Linked DNA regions of Homo sapiens: region 1 is linked to region 2. A link is an interaction called in ENCODE POLR2A ChIA-PET data of the cell type or tissue named here. Cell type or tissue: OCI-LY7. All regions are shown on one strand.

The links. Peaks named below come from ENCODE experiments on the same cell type or tissue, not always from the same donor. Only the 100,000 strongest peaks of a DNase experiment are listed, where the experiment ranks them.
Region 1: POLR2A ChIA-PET joins it to region 2 with 5 read pairs; 12 of 35 experiments call an interaction of 5 or more read pairs at or near these places.

The regions. Positions count from the first base shown.
Region 1 is chr19:40,515,895-40,518,394 of GRCh38, reverse strand. All of the region lies in intron 15 of SPTBN4 (spectrin beta, non-erythrocytic 4), which reads right to left. Among named protein-coding and RNA genes, the nearest start is that of SPTBN4, 50 kb to the right of the region's middle. In OCI-LY7, no CTCF peak of the experiment used is centred here; no DNase peak of the experiment used is centred here.
Region 2 is chr19:40,460,786-40,463,285 of GRCh38, reverse strand. All of the region lies in intron 1 of BLVRB (biliverdin reductase B), which reads left to right. Among named protein-coding and RNA genes, the nearest start is that of BLVRB, 3.7 kb to the left of the region's middle. In OCI-LY7, no CTCF peak of the experiment used is centred here; a DNase peak (open chromatin) is centred at 1,455; H3K4me3 peaks cover 368 bases; H3K27ac peaks cover 1,965 bases.

The DNA of each region.
Region 1 (2,500 bases), 55 kb before region 2:
AATATAGTAAATAGCAATAGATATGACCCACTAAAACAAGCTCTTGGGGTCCTCAATAGTTTGGGTTTTTTAAATTTTGTTTTCTTTTTTAGACAGAGTCTTGCTCTGTTGCCCAGGCTGGAGTGCAGTGGCACGATCTCAGCTCACTGCAACCTCCGCCTCCCAGGTTCATGGGATTCTCCTGCCTCAGCCTCCCAAGTAGCTGGGATTACAGGCGTGCACCACCACACCCGGCTAGTTTTTATATTTTTAATAGAGATGGGGTTTCATCACATTGGCCAGGCTGGTCTCAAACTCCTGACCTCAAGTGATCTGCTTGCCTCGGCCTCCCAAAATGCTAGGATTACAGGCGTGAGCCACCATGCCCTGCCTGTTTCTTGCATAAAGCCATTATGATTCTCTAAATATCTTGTCCATTTATTAGTGTATTTAACTGTCTTTCTGCCCCCTCTAGAATGGACACACCATGAGGACAGAGATTAGGACTCTGAAATCAGGCAGACCCGAGTTCAAGTTCTGCTCTGGCCAGATTTGCCATGTGACCTTGGGCAAATCATTTCCTTCTCTGATCTTCAGTTTCCTCATCTGGAAAATGGGGATAATAAAGTCCACTTCATTGAGTGTGTAACGAGATCATGTGGCTAAAGCACTTGGCATATAGATCTCTCTACATGCTGTAAATCGTTATGATTGTAGTTATTTTTTTAGGCCTGGATGCTTTGCGATGGTCTTGGCTACAGAGGTTTTAAAATCCCTGGATATTGGAATCTTGCAGCACAGAGTCAAGAGCGTAGTCTTTGGGTGGGGCAGAGTGGCTCATGCCTGTAATTCCAGCACTTGCGGAGGCCAAGGCAGAAGATCACTTGAGCCCAGGAGTTCGAGACCAGTCTGGGCAACAGAGTGAGACCCCATCTGTACAAAAAATACAAAAATTAGCCGGGTGCAGTGGTGTGCATCCATAGTCCCACTACTCAAGAGGCTGAGGCAGGAGGATTTCTTGAGCTCGGGTCGGGGGCGGTGAAGGCTGTAGTGAGCCATGATCGTACCACTGCACTCCAGTCTGGGCGAAAGAGCAAGACCCTGTCTCAAGAAAGAAAAAAAAAAAAAGAGCACAGTCTTTGAAGTCAAACATATCCATCTTCAAAGCCCGGTTTGATCCCCTAACTTGCTGTGTAACCTTGGGCCTCCATCTTCGCCTCTCTGAGATCCAGTTTTCTCCTCTCTAATGTGGGGTAGTTTCCACCTCATAGTGTTACCAGGAAGACTGGATATATTAGATAAACAGCTACAGCTCAGGATTCAGCCAGAACTGTATTTGACTCCTACTTATAGACTGAGTAATCTTGGATAAGGAGTTCACCTTTTTGGACTTGTATCTTCATCTATGAACCCCACCTGCACTGGGAGAATTGCTGGTAGTATTCCAGAGGTACTGATATTAGTTTGTTACTTATCTTAAAGAGTTCTGGGCTAGGAGCAGTAGCTTACACTGTAATCCCAGCTCTTTGGAAGGCCAAGGTGGGAGGAGGCCAGGAGGTTTTTGTTTGTTTGTTTGTTTGTTTGTCTGTTTTGGTATAGATTCTTGCTCTGTCACCTAGGCTGGAGTGCAGTGGTGTGATCTTGGCTCACTGTAGCCTCTGCCTCCCGGGTTCAAGCAATTCTTCTGCCTCAGCCTCCTGAGTAGCTAGGACTACAGGCACATGCCACCATGCCCGGATAATTTTTGTATTTTTAGTAGAGATGGGGTTTCACCATATTGGTCAGGCTGGTCTCGAACTCCTGACCTCAGGTGATCCACCTGCCTTGGCCTCCCAAAGTGCTGGGATTACAGGTGTGAGCTACCACGCCCAGCCGAGCCCAGGAGTTGTAAGACCAGCATGGCCAACACAGTGAGACCCTGTCTCTACAAAAAAAATTTTTTTTAATTAGCTGGGCATGGTGATATGCACCTGTAGTCCCAGTTCCTCAGGAGGCAGAGGTGGGAGGATCGCTTGAGCCTAGGTGTTGGAGGCTGCAATGAGCCATGATCATGCCACTGTATTCCAACCTGGGCAACAGAGCAAGATCCTGTCTCAAAAGAGAGAGAGAGAGAGTTCTGAATTCTAGGATCTTTACTATGGAAATTGGGATATTGGGAATTTTTTTTTTTTTTTTTTTGAGACAAGGTCTGGCTCTATTGCCCAGGCTGGAGTGCAGTGGCACAATCTCTGCTCACTGCAATCTCTACCTCCTGGGCTCAAGGCATCCTCCCAACTCAGCCTCCCATGTAGCTGGGACTACAAATGTGCACCACCATGCTTGGCTAAATTTTGTATATATATATACATATATATAGTGTGTATATATATATACATATATATGTGTATATATACGTATATGTGTGTATATATACGTATATATGTGTATATATACGTATATATGTGTATATATACGTATATATGTGTATATATACGTATATATGTGTGTATATATATGTGTGTGTATATATATATTTTGTGTG
Region 2 (2,500 bases):
TAGCATTGAATTTTGCAGTCTCTGGATCAGACTTACTTAGGTAAAAATTCAACCTTCTCTACCTACTAGCTGTGTGATCCTGGCCCGGTTGCCTAAAATTGCCTCAGTTTCCCCATCAATGTGGACAGGATAATGATACCTACCTTGCAGGGTTGTTGCAACCTGATGCTTCTCAAACTGTGAGTTACAATGAGATCTGAAACATATGGTCACAACGTGTATCAACAATATAGGGTAACAAATGATGACATAGTATCAAAATGTATCACATGTTAAGTATTAGTTTTGTGAAACTCATTTTAATTATATATGTATGCGTTTGTGTACACCAGGTTAGGCAATGAAATTTTTTGTATTGATGGCTGATTTTTTTTTTTTTTTTTTTTTTTTTTTGAGACAAGAGTCTCACTCTGCCGCCCAGGCTGGAGTGCAGTGGCACAATCTTAGCTCACTGCAAGCTCCGCCTCCCGAGTTCAGCCATTCTCCTGCTTCAGCCTCCCAAGTAGCTGGGACTACAGGCGCCTGCCACCATGCCCAGCTAATTTTTTTTGTATTTTTAGTAAAGATGGGGTTTCACCATGTTAACCAGGATGGTCTCCATCTCCTGACCTCATGATCCGCCCGCCTCAGCCTCCCAAAGTGCTGGGATTACAGGCGTGAGCCACCACGCCCGGCCAATGGCTGAGATTTTCAAAAAGCTTAAAAAGAGGCCAGGCACCATGGCTCACGCCTGTAATCCCAGCACTTTGGGAGGCCAAGGTGGGCGGATCACAAGGTCAGGAGATCGAGACCACCCTGGCTAACACCGTGAAACCCCATCTCTACTAAAAATACAAAAAATTCGCCGGGTGTTGTGGTGCACACCTATAATCCCAGCTACTCTGGAGGCTGAGGTGGGAGAATCGCTTGAACCTGGGAGGCGGAGGTTGCAGTGAGCTGAGATTGCGCCACTGCACTCCAGCCTGGGCAAGAGAGTGAGACTTCATCTCAAAAAAAAAAAAAAAAAGAATGCCCATATTGGCCCATGCAAGCCCCTGCTGCTCCCCCATGTGTGAGGGCAGCACAGATCTTGTGTCATTCCCCTATGAAAGGTGGTCACATAGCACGGGGAGGCTGGTGCTGTGATCCTCACTTCAGAGATGAGGAAGCTGAGGTCCAATCACGGAAGAGGTTGCATGAGGTTCCTCAGCTGGTAAGTGGCAGAGCTGGAGTTTGGATCAAGGTCCCTGGGGCAGTAATGCCTGTGCTTTTGTGTTTACAAAGGTTCAGGGAGATGGCAGAAAACATGACACAGTCCCTGGACCCACAGGGTGCTTGGTTTGCTGCAGGTCAGCATAAAGAGGGCTGTGACAGAGGAAGTACAAGTTACTGGGGGGACCGGGTAAAGAGGGTAAAGGGTGTTCCAGGCAGAGGGCACAGCACGTGCAAAGTCCAGGAGGCAGGAAGCAGCACCATGCATTTGAGGAACTGAAAGAAGAGCAGTTGGGGCCGGGTGCAGTGGCTCATGCCTGTAATCCCAACACTTTGGGGGGCTGAGGCAGGTGGATCACACAGTCAGGAGTTCGAGACCAGCCTGGCTAACATCGTGAAACCCCATCTCTACTAAAAATACAAAAAAATTAGCCAGGCATGGTGGCAGGCGCCTGTAATCACAGCTACTCAGGAGGCTGAGGCAGGAGAATCGCTTGAACCCATGAGACGGAGGTTGCAGTGAGCCGAGACTGCACCACTGCACTCCAGACTGGGCAACAGAGCGAGACTCCGTCTCAGAAAAAAAAAAAAAAAAATGTGCTGTGGGTGAAGAGGGCAGAGGCTTCAGCAGAGCCTGGAGAGGAGAAGCCAGATCCCGAGGGGCCTGGAAGGCTGGCATGAGGAGCATGGGTTTTATCACAGGGCATTTCAGGCTTGCGGGAGGCAACTGAGCAGAGAGGCACTTAAATATTACTGTGGAGAACTCTGTCTGGCTGCTGTGTGGAATATGGATTGGAGAGGGCAGGACTGGGTCCAGGAGCCCAGGGAGGACCCAGGAAAGGGACCAGGAAGGAGACGTAGGCCTGGATCAGGCCAGGAGATAAAGTTGCAAAATGGTTACAAGGTGTAATAGGCCACGCTCGGTAGCTCATGCCTGTAATCCCAGCACTTTGGGAGGCCATGCCAGGCAGATTACTTGAGTCCAGGAGTTCGAGACCAGCCTGGCCAACATGCAAAACCCCATCTCTTTTTTTAATTTTTTTATTGTGTCTTTTTGGGTTTTTTGGTTTTTTATGTTTATTGTTGTTGTTGTTGTTTGTTTTGTTTTGTTTTGTTTTGTTTGAGACGGAGTTTCGCTCTTGTTGCCCAGGCTGGCGTGCAATGGCACAATCTCAGCTGACTGCAATCTCTACCTCCTGGGTTCAAGCGATTCTTCTGCCTCAGCCTCCCAAGTAGCTGGGATTACAGGCATGCACCACCATGCCTGGCTAATTTTGTATTTTTAGTAGAGGCGGGGTTTCCCTGTGTT